2 separate regions of the Homo sapiens genome follow, and region 1 is linked to region 2. A link is a contact called in ENCODE POLR2A ChIA-PET data. All regions are on one chromosome and are shown on one strand. The core of a region is the stretch at or near the end of the contact, and the rest is flanking DNA. Distances in the headings are between cores, read along the strand shown.

Region 1 (7,667 bases), core at 2,005-4,504, 180 kb before region 2:
AGATGTAAGCCCCAACTGTGACATTCCTAAAAGCAGGGATGGGTTTTCCTTGCCTTCTCTCTGTCCTTAACAGGACCTGGCAGAGACTGAGAAAGTGCCTGCACAATGTACCCCTGGAGCAGACGGAGCGCTTCTCTTTCCCATGCTTGTCTGGAGCTGGGGGGACTGGCGTCTCCTCTAAGCTGTGCCCTCCCACCAGCAACCCCAGATTGTTAGCACTGGAAGGGCCCCTAACAAGATTCTTTTTGAGAGCCACAGGGGAGCAGGAACTTTCCCAAGGTCCTGATTTCCAGCTGGAAATCAGAGGGCAGCCACCTGTCCTGCCCCATCCCACGGAAATCTTGGAGGGGCTACTCCTGCTCCGTCTTTCCTCTCTTCCTTCTTCCCCAAACCCCAGCAGCTACCCCCATTTAGGGACTTGGCAGGATAAAGGCACAGTCTTTATTCCAGCCCCCGACCCAACCCAACTGGCAACTCCCAGCCTGCTGCCTTTGCCCAGGCATGGCAGAGGGGCACTGGCAGCTTGGAGATGGAGCTGCTTTTCCCTTTGGCAGTGTGGAAGGTGGGGGAGGGGAGGGGAGAGGCTTGGCCCCCACTAGGTGAGGGGAGAGGGCAGGGAGGCAAGTCCAAGAGGCAGAGGGAGAACACAACTTTCCCAGCTTTCGGGGTCACTACATTAAGATTCAAAGACAAACTGGGGACTGGGGGGCTGTGTGTAAAGCCAATTGTCCCTGTACCCACCTGGCCTGGGTCCCTGTTTCAGAGCTGCAGCCCTCAGTTCCTGCAAACCAGTGCTTTCTGGCTGCCCCAGGTGGATGTGTGCTGGGGATGGCGTTGTCCACTCCCACCTTCTGCTTCAGTGTCTTCCTCTCCCCGCATCCGCTGCTTCCCCCTCTTCCTCCCAGCTCCCTCCTCCCCTCTTTCTCACTCCCACCCATTTGCCTCTTTGTGTCTCCTCTTTCCTTCCCAGTCTTGCCCCTTCTCTGGTCTCACCCCTCTTCTCTCGCCCCCGCCCCTTTCTTCAGCGCCCCCTCCCCTCCGCTCCCCCGACACTGGGGCTGCTTTCTCCCTGACTCAGCAAGGTGCTTTATAAGGTGCTGAGGGGCTCAGCCAAATCCAAACCACATTGTGCAGACTCCACAAGGAGCGGCTTCGAGGCGGAGGGAGAGGCTGAAGCGGCTCCCCTTCTCCCTCTCCCCTCCTTCTTGGCCCCCTCCCTCTGAAAGGGTAGCAGCTAGGGGGACCTCCTGGCTGGCCTCCGTGCCATGCACCCATGGGCATCTGCCTTCTTGACCTTGGCATGGGCATCAAGAAATCACTGGGTTCATCCATCAGGAATGTCACTGAAACTCCAGAGTCCTGGCTGGTGGGGGCAGGGAGGAGGTGCGGGGGCGGTGGGGGGGGCAGAGGTAGGCCCTGAGCACTTTTCACAAGGGTCCCTCCAGGCAGTTTTCATCAGAGCTGCTACTGAGGTCCCTCAAAGTCCCCTGCCCCCCACCCCAAGCCAGCTCTCCTTTCCCAGCCCTTTTTCTCCTTGTTTAGGAAAAAAAAAAGGAAGAAAGGACAGAGAGAGAGAGAAAAAAAAAAACCAACCCAACAACAAAGTCTGTCCCACTCCAGTGAGGTAATTGAAAACAAACTTCTTCCCCACCCCCCCCACCCCCCCACCTCAGTGCTCGCGGTACAGAGAAGGGAAGAGCTGCCCTGGGACCCAGCACTGGCCATGATCAGGATGCCTGCCCAGGCCACAGGTTGGAGGCGCTGGGGCTGGACTGGCAGAGTGCCCTCCCATTCCAGGGGCACCAGGAAGGAGTGGGAGACAAATCTCTGATGCCACTCCAGGGAGAGGCATCACCTTCCAGGTCTGGCCCACCACTGGCCTCTCCCACTTTGAAACAATAAATAAACAACAACAAAAGCAACTTATTACCCAGTGATTTAATTGGTGGTGTGGCTATAGGGCACCCAAGCCTTGGGGACCACATGACTCTCCCCCAGGAAAATCATGAAGCAGGGCAGTCCCCAGCCCTGGGTTAGAGCTGCCTCCTCTGAGCGTGTTCTCCCCGGCAGCCCTTGGAGAGGGAGGAGGGGACCCCCTCTGGGAGGGTCCAGGCATACCCCCAGGTATCCTGCCCAGCAAATCCCAACCCAGGCCTGCGGGAAGGAGGGGGAGCCCTCACCGCTAAGCCACCCCCACCTCACCACCGGAAAAACCAACAACCCGAAACCCCAAAGGAAGGAGAATGCCAGGGTCTTCATGGGGAAACATTTCACAAATGGGGACGCTCGGGCGGTCCATCGCCTTGAATCGGAGCATTCCCGCTGAGTCACCCAAGAAGCCTGTGGTGTTGAAACTGGTCCGTTGCCTCGTGCTGATTAATGAATTACAAATCCCCCACCCATGTACATTCTCCCTGGTCACTGGAGGAAGAATGAAGAACCTTGTGAACTTGAGGGAAAAAGTCCCGCCAAGTGGCCTCTTCTCGCCTCTGGGCCGGGCAGTGGGCCTGCAGTGCCCTCTTCCTCCCCCGCAGGGGGCATTGTGAGCTGGTTAGTCACCTGCCCCAGCCCCAGCGCCTCGCTTAGCTCTAGCTTTTGGAAATGGGACAAGCGGCGGGACAATAGGCAGGGGGGGCGGTCAGCCCAGACAAAGGGCAGCAGGAAAAACACCATCACTTGCTCCCAGGCCAGCTCGCTGGCATTTGGGAGAATGTGTCATTGCATTTACTCAAGGGGGAGGAGGAGGGAAGGTTAGAGATGAGGAGGCAGAGGTAGGGTGGGAGCAGGGACCTCGCACAGGCAGAGGTAGGTTGGATCAGGGACCCCGCATCGGCAGGGGACAGGGGGCAGGGGGCGGTGTCCCAGGCCAACGCCTGGGGAGAAGCCCACCCGAAGCCGGCGCTGTCCCCCGGCTCCTGGGAGTCCTCAGACGGACTGATGGCCTCCCCGCCCCCTCCCCCAGGAGGCCCAGGGTGGTACCGCCACAGCCTCGCCTCACCTCACCCCCCCTCGGTGCTGTGGGAGGGAGAGGGAGCCCCAGAAGCCCTCCCTTCCCTCCTCCCCCCTCCTACCCCCACCCCGGGGAGGGCCGCTACAATTTGTGGTTACAGCTTTACACGTCAGAAAAAAAAAAAAAAAGTTTGCAGAATGTCCCACACCGAAAAAAAAAAAAAATCCGAAACCGAGCGAAAAAAACCTGCGAGTGGGCCTGGCGGATGGGATTATTAAAGCTTCGCCGGAGCCGCGGCTCGCCCTCCCACTCCGCCAGCCTCCGGGAGAGGAGCCGCACCCGGCCGGCCCGGCCCCAGCCCCATGGACCTCCGAGCAGGTAGGAGCCAGGCGGCCGAGGCCCCGACCCCCGCCCCGCCAAGCAGCCACGAGATCCGGTTCCCGTCCTGCCCTGACCCCCGGGAGCCCCGCGCCGGGGCCGGGCCAGGGAGCTGGGCTCGGGCCGGGGGAGGCACGGCTGGGCGCCCTCGAGAGGGGCCGGGCGGGGACGCGGCATTCCTGGAGTCCGCACGGCGGGGCCAGGAGGTGGCCGGGAGCGGCGGGGAGCCCGGACGATCGCAGACCTGGGGAGGCGGCAACCTGGAGCCCCAGCGAGGCGGGCCGTAGGAGCCGCAGCCCCAGAGCCCCGCGCACCAGTCGGGGCCAGAGAGTCCGAGGCGGGGAGCGAGGCTGCGGGTGGGAGGAGGGGCTGGGAGAGGAAGAGGGAGGGAGGCCGGGGGAGCCCGAGGCCGGGCGGCGGGAGGCGAGGGGAGGCCGACACCTCGGGCCGCGCCGCTCTCCCTCCCCGGCCCGCCGGGAGGGGTAGGAGGGCGGGCGGGAGGAAGGGCGGGCGGCGGAGAGGAGGGCGGAGGGCAGCGCCGAGCCTGGCTGGGCCGGGCCGGACGGGCCGAGCCGCGCCGCGGGACTCGCGGCTTCCTAGCTACGCGCCGCGCGGCCGGAACCCTCCATGGTGCCCACGGCCGGGGAGCCGGCGGCAGGTAGGGGCGGCGGGCGGCGGCCGCGAGTCCCCCGGGCCACCGTGGCCTGGGAGTGATTATTGTTTGGCGGGGGGCTGGCGCAGCCGGGCCGGACCCGGCAGGAAAAAGTCTGTCACTGGCCAGGGAGCGGCGGGAGCAGCCGCTCAGCCCGGGCAGGAGGGGAGTTGACGCGCGGGAAAGGGCAGCGCCGGGCAGAGCCCGGAGCCCGGTGCCCCGGACCCCGCCCCCGCCCCCGCCCCCGCCCCCGCCGCGGGGAAGGAGCGACCGGGCGGGAGCGGGAGGGGGCGGGGCCGGGGGCGCCGAGGCCACACAGGGGGAAGGCGCAGCGCCGGGAGGGGTCCCAGAGCGAGAGGTCACCGCCAGCAGGGAGGGCCAGCTGGCAACCGCCGCCGTGCAGCTTCCCGGCCGAGCCCCTCGAAGGAAACCTTCGAAAGAGTCCCCGGGGCTCGCCAGAGGTCCCCTCATGCTTGCTCTCCCCACCCGCCTTCCTTTCCACAACTCCGTGCTGGGCTTCTGGAGCCCTCCCCACAGACCCTCCCAATCCCAGAGGACCCCTGTTCCCCCAGCTCCCAGCCTGGCCCTCCCCCCGGGGTGTGAGGGGCTACCAGGAGAGGAGGGGAGACGGGCGGGTGGAGGCTAAGCCTTGGAGAGAGGCTAGGGGTGGGGGGCACTGGGCACGCTGCTCTACTGGGTCCTCCTTCTCTGACCCTAACCCAGGGACACCTCTGTGCTTTCACTGACCCCGACTGACCTCCGCCACAGCTCGGGAGCACACGTTGCCCCTCACACCGGACAGGATGCGAGTACATATTCCCCTAACAGACCAGACGCGCTCCTGGCCAGCTCAGACACCCTCGCTGCCCTGGAGCCACACGCTCCACCGGGGAGGAAGCAGAGATGGCAATTGTCACCCGGCAGCCCCAGAAGTGACACTGCTGATGGGTGCAATGGCTCCCTGTCCCCTTCATTCACAGACCCACACTCTTGTCCGTCACACTTCTGCACACCACCCCTGCACGCCACCCCTGCACACCAGCCACTGGCTCACTGACACTTCACATTCCTCCCCACGTCCCACCTCTTGTGCACACCTGGCTCCTGCACTCTCCTCCCCCCCCACGCCCCTCTTGATAACAACACCCTTTCCAATTCACCCACCACTGCCCTGGACTCCTCCTTCACTGCTCCTCCTGCCTCTGGCTCTCAGTGGGCTGCTGGGCTCCCCCCTGGCTCCCCGCTGGCCTCCCTGAGCACACCCATGGCCCTCTTGTGGCACAATCAGGAACCCTCTCACTCCAGCCAAAGCCCAACTCCTGTCTCGCTTGCTTGGTTACTGACTTCATAAGGCAGTGGGGCTGGCCCACCCTCAGCTTCTTCCCCTGGGCCTCAGTGACCTCTGTCATTTAGGCTGGAGGAGAAGGGCACAAAGGGGGATGCTGGAGAGGAGAGGAGAGATGAAGCCCCGTGTGTTTCCTCTAGGAGGAATTGAGCTTGCATAATGTGACCTCCTTGTGCAAGCCCACAGTCACCAGACGAATTGGTGGCAAAGCTAGGTCTCCCAATTCCCAGGCCCATGTGTCCCCACTCACCAAGCTACTTCTCAGTGGCCTGGGGTAAAAGGAACCAAGGAAAAGGCAGAAGGGAGATAAGTAAGAGAGGGGAAAGCAGCAGCCCAGAGGGTGGAAGGAAGATGGGTTTCTGTGGGCCTTTGCCTGGGAAGGTAGGTCAGGACACGCCCCTGGGGCAGTTTCCTACCGTCACAATGCCTGGACCTCACCCACTCCATCCCTAGCCCACTCCTCACCCACTCTGCCCGCCTAACCCACTCCATCCCTCAATTCCCCTCAACAGACCCCTCCAACCGCAGCCAGCGCTGGTCCTGGTCTGGCCTTTCCTCCTGGCTCCCATATTCAGCCCAGCCTGAGGCCACCATGCCCCACCTCTGGAGCTCTGCAGTGCCTCCCTGGCTGCAACATTTAGGGCTTACAGTTCTTAGCGTAGCTCTTATAGTCCCAGGTGCAGAGACTCCCATTGACTTGTCCTACCACCCTAAGCACCCTGGCACATCTGCATGGCTGAACTCTCACCCTCACTGGGAAAGGTCAGCCTGGGGGTGTCCAGGCCAGGGACTGAGGGGCAGCTGGCTAAAGTGGCTAAAGACATGTGCTCACGGGTGCGCCTGCCTGTGCAGCTGTCTGGGTGGCCAGTCACTTCCTTGGGCTAAGAGAGAGAGAGTGTGTGTGTGTGTGTGTGTTCATGAGGAGAGCCTTGGTTCCTAGGGCCCAGGGATCTGGATGGAATTAGGGGCTGGCCGGGGGTGGGGGGCTGTTGCAGGAAACGTGAGCTGTACTCGTTAGCTCCTCACGTGCTCAGCCGGATTTATAAACACACAGAGAAGACGGGATGTAAACAATCAGTGGGCAGCAGCCAGAGGCAGAGCTGGGGCGGGGGCCGGGCTGGGGGCCAGGACTGGTGGGGAGGGGGAGAGGGGGACCTAGGACACAGCCCCAGTGGCCGGGGTCCACCTGCACAACATGAGCCTGAGGGAGGATGGATGAGGGCTCCAGGAAGCCCACCACGCACTCTCCTCAGGAGGCAGGCGAGCTGTGTTGGGTTCCCAAGCTCACGACTAAACCGCAGGTGTTCACCCCACGCTGCTTTCCCTCCTGCTGCCTGAGACACGGGCATGGCTTTGCCCAGAGTGGAAGCTGTCATAGCAGGGGCAGAGCCCTGTCCTTCTACCCCCCCTTTCTTTTCTCCTAACCTCTTCTCCCTCTGGATTCCTGAGAACCCTTCCCTCTTTCTGGTTCTGTGGGCCGTCGGATCCTTCTGTTCTCCCCTGCCCCCCACCCGCAGCCTGCAACGACACAGTTACCTCAGAACTGAAATATTCCTGGAAACACCGGCCTCGTCTGGTTAATTTCATGAGCCGTTTTTTTCTGCCCAGATGACTTAGTTCTTGTCTATCCAAAGGCTTCTCCCCCTGCTGTCCCTGTGTAGGGAGCTGATCTCCCCTAGGGATGTCCCACAGGGCTCAGAATGGGAGAGGGTAAGTTCTGAGCTGGGTTCCTGACTGTACCTCTTGGCCATGACAAAGGCAGAGCCTAGAACTCCGGCCAGCATGTGGGTAAAGAAGGAAGCCTAGCTCCCAGCTCCGGCTTCAGTTGGGACCCTTGGTCTCGCCACTAACTTTGAGTGAAGCCAGACTCGATGCTGAAAGCGACCTCAAGGCTGGGAGGGCCGCTGCCCAATTCAGCAGGTCTCCAATCTCCAAAACTAATGCTACTCTGTACCCATAGGATCCTAGAGGTGACTGCCAGATCCCTAGGCTTGGAGTTGTGTTGAGATGTGAGGAGCAGGGAGGAGAAAGGAACTGAGTCAGGCAAGAGCTGGGGATAGAAAGGAAGAGTGAGGAAAGCAGCGTCCAGGAGGAAGCCACAAGCTCAGAGGGGACAGGAAAGGGTGAGCTGGTCTCCCCAGGGAGCAGTTGAGTGCCTGACCCTACTCTCTGTCCTAAAACACACGCGTGTACACACACTCACACTTGCCTCAAACCAAGACCCTGTGACTTGTGGTACCCCACCGCCACGCTCCCTTAGTAAAGCCGGCCAGTCACACATCTGAAAGAGTCCAGACTGACCAGGTGGGCCACTGCCGAAGTCCTCACTGACCCCTGTCCTC
Region 2 (7,467 bases), core at 3,202-5,701:
AAACCAAACAGGCTGGGCACGGTCGCTCACGCCTATAATCCCAGCACTTTGGGAGGCTGAGGCGGGCGGATCATGAGGTGAGGAGATCGCGATCATCCTGGCTAACATGGTGAAACCCCATCTCTACTAAAAATACGAAAAAAATTAGCCGGACGTGGTGGCGGACGCCTGTAGTCCCAGCTACTCGGGAGGCTGAGACAGGAGAATGGCGTGAACCCAGGAGGTGGAGCTTGCAGTGAGCTGAGATCGTGCCACTGCACTCCAGCCTGGGCAACAGAGAGAGACTCCGTCTAAAAAGAAAAAAAAAAACCACACAAACAATATTAATCTCTTTGTACATTCCCATCAGAGGTCTTGGGTGAAGAGGTACACTGCCAGTGAGCAGTAACATTTTGAAAGGAACCTTTTTTCCTGAGCAGATCTCCACAGTGGGCTTAATAAATTCAGTAAACCATGCTGTAAAACAGATGTGATATCATCTAGGCTTTGTTGTTCCATTAATAGAGTAGATTTAGCATAATTCTTAAGGGCCCTAGGATTTTGGAATGGTAAATAAGCTTTTTTTGGAATGTTAAATTTGGTTTCCAATTAAAATCACCAGCTGCATTAGCCCCTAACAAGAGAGTCAACTTGTCCCTTGAAGCAACTGCCTTTTATCTAGCTATGAAAATCCTAGATGCTATCTTCTTCCAATAGAAGGCTGTTTCATTTACATGGAAAATCTGTTGTTTAGTGCAGCCTCCTTCATCAATGATCCTAGCTGGTTCTCCTGGATAACCTGCTGCAGCTTCTATATCAGCATGTGCTGCTGCTTTACCTTGCACTTCATTGTTACAAAGATGGTTTCTTAAACTTCATAAACCAACCTCTCCTGGCTTTAAACTTTTCTTCTGCAGCTCCCTCACCTCTCTCAGCCTTTACAGAATTAAAGAGAATCAGGGCTTTACTGTGGCTTAGGGTTTGTTAAGGGAATGTTATAGCTGGTTTGATTTTCTATCCAAACCACTCAGACTTTCTCCGTTATCAGTGATAAGGCTGTTTTTCTTTCTTATCCCCATGTTCACTGGAGTAGCACTTTTAATTTTCTTCAAGAACCTTTCCTTTGCATTCACATCTTGGTTAACTATTTGATGTAAAAGGCCTATCTTGGCTTTTGACATGCCTTAATCACTAAACTTAATCATTTCTAACTTTTGATTTAAAGTGAGAGAGGTGGGACTCTTCCTTTCACTTGAACACTTAAGAGGCCATGTGTTATTAGTTGGCCTAATTTCAATATTGTTGTGTCTCAGGAAATAGGGAGGCCTGAGGAGAGAAAGAGAACAAGGGAATAGCAATGTGGCAAAGCAGTCAGAACATATACAACATTTCAAGTCTGCTCTCCTATATGGATACAGTTCATGGCACCTCAAAACAAGTATAATAGTAATGTCAAAGATCACTGATCTGCTGGGTGCAGTGGCTCATGCCTGTAATCTCAGCACTTTGGGGAGGCCAAGGCGGGTGAATCACTTGAGGTCAGGAGTTTAAGATCACCCTGGCCAACATGGTGAAACTCCATCTCTACTAAAAATACAAAAATTAGCCAGGCATGGTGGTGCATGTCAGTAATCTCAGCTACTCGGGAGGCAGAGGCATGAGAATTGCTTGAATCCAGGAGGTGGAGGTTGCAGTAAGCCAAGATTGTGCCACTGCATTCCAGCCTGGGCAACAGAGTGAGACTCCGTCAAAAACAAAACAAAACAAAACAAAACAAAACAAAACAAACTACTGATCACCACTGACAAATAATAATGAAAAGCTTTTTTTTTTTTTTTGAGACAGAGTCTCACTCTGTCACCCAGGCTGGAGTGCAGTGGCGGGATCTCAGCTCACTGCAACCTCCGCCTTCCGGGTTCACGCCATTCTCCTGACTCAGCCTCCCAAATAGCTGGGACTACAGGCGCCCGCCACTGCGCCCAGCTAATTTTTTGTGTTTTTAGTAGAGATGGGATTTCACCGTGGTCTCGATCTCCTGACCTCGAGATCCGCCCGCCTCGGCCTCCCAAAGTGCTGGGATTACAGGCATGAGCCATTGCGCCCGGCATAATGAAAAGGTTTTAAAATGTGACAGACATGAAGTGAGCATATGCTATTGGAAAAATGGCGGCTACAGACTTGCTCAATGAAGGTTTGCCAGAAACCTTCAATTTGTTAAAAAAAAAAAAAAATACACTATCTGCAAAGTGCAATAAAATGAGGTGCGCTCATACTCTGGGTATGGACCAGAGCACTTAGATAAAATTGTGATGGTCAAAGTAATAGCTAACATTTACTGAGAACTCAGCACAGTTGATCCTTGAACAACACTGGTTTGAACTACATGGGTTCACTTATACATGAATTTTCTTCCATCCCTGCCACTCCTGAGACAGCAAAAGCAATCCCACCTCTTCCTCCTTAGCCTACTCATCATGAAGATGAAAAGATAGTAAATATATTTTCAATCTTAATAGTAAACAAATGTTCTTTTATGATTTAAGGAATTTTTATCTTACTTTATTGTAAGAATACAGTATATAATATGTATAACATAAAATATGTTAATCAACTGTTTACATTATCCATAAGGCATCCAGTAAACAGTAGGTTATTGGTAGTTAAGTTTCTGAGGAATTCCAATTTATATGTAGATTTCTGACTTGCTGGGGGTTGGTGCCTCTAGCCGTTGCATTGTTCAAGGGTCAACTGTATATGCCAGACACTGTTCTAAGCACTTCACATTTAAGTAACTTGTCCAAGATTACACAGCTAGTAATTAGTGTAGCTCAGGACAGTTTTGCTACAGAGTCCATATTCTCAACCAAATACATCCTATCACAGAAAGTTTACAAGACAGAATGGCTTACTTCTTTCTGAGACATAAACTGACACTGAAGAAGTAACATTCCACCACAGGCTGAAAAGAAGAGCTGGATCAGCTTTTTCACTGCATTTTGCCAATGATTAGCTATCCAAGAAACAAAAAAACACCCAGACTTTAAAAAACCTGGATAGAAAGTTAGTCACTGGCTGGGCAGAGTGGCTCACGCCTGTAATCCCAACACTTTGGTGGGGCCGAGGCGGGCTGACTGCTTGAGCTCAGGAGTTCCAAGACCAGCCTGGGCAACATGGCAAAATCCCATCTCTACAAAAAAAATACAAAAATTATCTGGGCATGGTGGTGCCCACCTGTGGTCCCAGCTACTCAGGAAGCTGAGGTGGGAGGATCGCTTGAGCCCAGGAAGTCAAGGCTGCAGGGAGGCATGATTGCCCCACTGCACTCCAGCCTGGGTGACAAAGCAATACCCTGTCTCAAAAAAAAAAAAAAAAGTTTATTTCTGATAAGGTCTGTTAGGTTAGATATAATTGCTATTTTATTTTAAATCACAGCAAAGTTATTTGTGTTCACCCTTGGGTTTATTTAGAAAATACAAGGTTACAAAGGGCTTCCAAAGATCATTATTAGCAGTAAGAAGATTACCGAGGAAAGGAAAAGTGGTAAGGAAGTGGGAAGAAAACCGAAGACTGATGACTGAATAAGATCTTACATATTTGCATAGCTCAGAAATTTGAATACTATATCCAGGAGTCTATTTTTTTTTCAACTTGTAAAAAATGGTAGTAAAATACAAAAAACATAAAATGTTCTATCTTAACCATTTTTAGGAGCACAGTTCAGTGTTATTAAATATATTCACAATGTTGTGCAACCATTACCACCATCCATCTCCATAACTCTGTTCATCTTATAAAACTGAAACTATGGCCGTTTTAAGTCCCCATTGCCCTTCTTCCCAGTAACCACTATTCTATTTTGTCTCCATGATTTTGGTTACTCTATATACTTCATGTCAGTGGAATTACACAGTATTTATATTTTTGTGGCTGGGTTATTTCACTTAGCATAAGTCCTTAGGATTCATGTAATGTGTAGTATATATCAGAATTTCCTTCCTTTTTAAGGCTAAATAATAATCCAGTGAATGGAAATAGCACATTATGCTAAAGTATTCACTGCTGATGGACATTTAGGTTGCTACATTTTAGCTACTATGAATTATCATTCAGCCAAGCACTGTGGCTCATGCTTGCAGTCCCAGCTATGCAAGAGGTTAAAGCAGGAAGATCGCTTGAGTCCAGGATTTCAAGGCCAGCTTGGGCAACACAGTGAGACCTCATCTCTTAAAACTGTAATAGGCCCACTTGCTCCCTCCTGCCATCTGGCTGACATGAAGAACTGGAGGTGGCAGCAGTGGTAGCCTGCATCTGAGGCTCATGGGCTGCAAGCCCCTGCTCGTGCACCATGGATGATTTTGCCAAAGAAAGTTTCACTGTAGTGGATTATGTCTTGTTAGAAAATTGCCCTAATATGGGTGACTATGTCGTTGCTCCTCAATTTATGACCGACAATTATGTTCGTGTGACTCAGCTTAACTGGGATGGGGTGGGTACGCAATAAAAAGATTACATCTAAGTGAGAGAAATTTAGCAATTCTTGTGGTTCTGAGATAAGTTTGAAGAAATCACAACATCTTGAGTTGATAGAAGATATTGTGGATTTGGCAAAGAAAGTTGCTGTAAGTGGTAGAAAAATTATTCCTTATTGGAGCCTATTGAGAACTGGTTATAAAATAGAAAATAAAATACTGGCAACGGAACCAGCTTTGAACTGGGTAAATACACAGGCAATATTAACAATTCTAACTAAATTAGGACAAGCTGACAATTGTTGGCTTATGTTAAGTATTTTCTTTACTGAATATAAGTACAATATAACTAAAGTTCTAACAGAAAACTGCAATTTGCTTGAAGAATTTAAAACCCAAGGTTATACAGACTGCATAGAGCATGAACAACTAATAAAAATAAAAGGAAATAAAGAGTTTTGCAAAGAAAGACTTGATACAGCTCTATTACACCAGAGCCACTGAATAGAGACCTGAAAACCATTTTCTTTATAGTAACAGAGCTCTTTGTTTTCTTCATACTGGACAGTTTAGAACACAGTCCCATGGCATAAAATTTGGAAAATAGAAGAGTTTAAAAAGAAAATAAAAATCACCAGCAATCCAACCACCTTGAAGAATATTGCTGTATTAATGTTATTCAACTTTTTTTTTTTTTTTTTTTTTTTTTGGAGACGGAGTCTCACTCGATCACCCAGGCTGGAGTGCAGTGGTGCGATCTCGGCTCACTGCAGCCTTCGCCTTCTGGGTTCAAGTGATTCTCCTGCCTTAGCCTCTCGGGTAGCTGGGACTATAGGCATGCGCCACCACGCCCGGCTAATTTGTTATGCAACTTTTAGATGGCTCAAGTCATGGATAAACTGAGACTATTTAGACTAGAGAACTGGATGGGCTTGACAGTCTTCCATCAATACCACTATTCTCAATGGGTTCTGACAAGAAATGAGCTGCAAATGTCTTTAGGTTATTGCCTCTGTCTAGGTCCAGAATTGCATATATTCTACACTGTTTGAAGGTAAGTTTGTACACTTTCAAGATCAGATGAATAGGCTGGCAATTCTAAAAGTTGAGGATTCCTGTAATAATTGAGAAGCCAATCCAAAAATCGTGCCTTGCAGGAAGTCATCCACTCTCCAGCTCCAAGAGCTAAGAGGCAAATCCAAGTATTTCTGCTCCTTCATGAATGTTGAATCTTAGATACACAAATAGGATCCTCCTAAAACCCTGCTGCAACAGCAGGTGAATCAAAGTAGGAGTACAGAAGCCAGGTAGCTTGCTGAGATAAAGGCCAAGAGCAGGTTGTGGATCTATCCTTGTACCTCCTTCCTGATGGTCTAGCTTGTGGTTTAATACCACCTACATTTTTATTAGAGGCAGGTAAGCAGCACTGAGAGCCCTCTATTTTTTACTAGGCAATCACCAATATGTATTGGGTGCCTATGTAATGCACAAAGTGTTATGCCACATTGCTTTTGTGGTGTTTTTTACCTTCTCGCAGTATTTACATGATTTACTCAATAATGCAGGGATAATGTTTTCAGGGTCCACAGTATATATAACTCCTGATCAACTGACTAGATAACATAACTTAAGAAAAGAACACGTTGTTAGTAATTCAGATGTGCCATTGACACAGGAGGACCTACGCCTCAGAAAGACTTTTATCTGAGTTACCAAGGTTGAGATGTTTTGAAAGATGCTAGATCTGGGAATCTGGCTGAGCAGCTGCTGGGACAGCTGGGGGTAAAGCAACCACCCTCCCCCAGTTTGGGAAAGGATGTACTACTCAGCTGTTCCACAAGACCAGGATTTTTATTTGCTGTCATTGAAGCAAGAACTGAGATACACAAAGAGAACAGAAATGGAACATTTTAAACTAATACTAGAAAAGAAACAAAAGGATTAAAGTCATGAATGCTAAAATTGCTGAAATAATTTATCATAAAAGATTAGAAAATATAAGTAGAAACACTCAAAGAAATGAGATTAAATTTTAAAAATAACTTTGGCAAGATTAGTATCTAAAATGGTGGACAGGTGCAGTGAGATTACGCCTATAATCTCAGCAATTTGGGAGGCCAAGACAGGAGGACAGCTTGAGGCCTGGGGCTAGAGACCAGCTTCTTCAACACAGCGAGACCCCTGTCTCAATAAATACGTATGTATGTATGTATGTATTGAGATGGGGTCTCACTCTGTTGCCCAGGCTGGAATACAACGACATGGTCTCAGCTTACCGCAACCTCCCGCTCCTGGGTTCAAGCAGTTCTTCTGCCTCAGCCTCCCAAGTAGTTGGGAGTAGAGGCGCCTGCCACCATGCCTGGCTAATTTTTGTATTTTTAGTAGATACGGCGTTTTGCCATGTTGGTCAGGCTGGTCTCGAACTCCCGACCTCAGGTGATCTGTCTGCCTCAGCCTCCCAAAGTGCCGGGATTACAGGCGTGAGCCACCATGCCCAGCCAATATATACGTATTTAAAAGGATAAAAATAATACTGTCTCCAACAACATGGCTGTGACTCTTCTGAGCACTTTATGTGTATTAACTTTTAAAACTAGAGTTTCTACTATTAATCACTATGAGAAAGTGATAACAGAATAAAAGGGAACATGAAAGTTTAAAAAATTTAAATAGATGGCCCAAATAGTCAATAAACATTTCTGAGAACATGATTATCCTTACAGGACATGCAGATTAAAAACTACAAGTTTCTCTTTCATACCCATCAGATTGTTGAAAGTTTAAGTCTCGGCCAGGTGCGGTGGCTCACGCCTGTAATCCCAGCACTTTGGGAGGCTGAGGCGGGTGGATCACCTGAGGTCAGGAGTTCAAGATCAGCCTGGCCAACATGGCAAAACCCTGCCTATACTAAAAATACAAAAATGAGCCGGGTGTGGTGGCAAGAGCCTGTAATTCCAGCTACTCAGGAGGCTGAGGCAGGAGAATCACTTGAACCTGGGAGGCGGAGGTTGCAGTAAGC

What was found. ChIA-PET counts read pairs that join two places held with the same protein, here RNA polymerase II (POLR2A).
Region 1: POLR2A ChIA-PET joins it to region 2 with 12 read pairs in BJ. The contact joins the promoter of CLCF1 here to the enhancer-like site in region 2. POLR2A ChIA-PET finds 5 or more read pairs at or near these places in 4 of 52 experiments (A549, B cell, BJ and 1 more).

The regions. Positions count from the first base shown.
Region 1 is chr11:67,369,185-67,376,851 of GRCh38, reverse strand. CLCF1 (cardiotrophin like cytokine factor 1) reads left to right here and starts at 3,254. Exons shown (of 3, transcript NM_013246.3): 1 at 3,254-3,328. The coding sequence starts at 3,313. The region is part of intron 2 of LOC100130987 (a long non-coding RNA gene); the gene reads right to left. RefSeq lists silencers at 2,916-2,965, 3,526-3,865.
Region 2 is chr11:67,193,060-67,200,526 of GRCh38, reverse strand. All of the region lies in intron 5 of KDM2A (lysine demethylase 2A), which reads right to left. Among named protein-coding and RNA genes, the nearest start is that of GRK2, 70 kb to the left of the region's middle. RefSeq lists an enhancer at 2,659-3,159. Within about 2 kb of position 4,451, at least 4 of the 41 ENCODE cell types and tissues checked have a DNase peak (open chromatin) inside an H3K27ac peak, as active enhancers do; they include PC-3, where a contact is called at or near this core.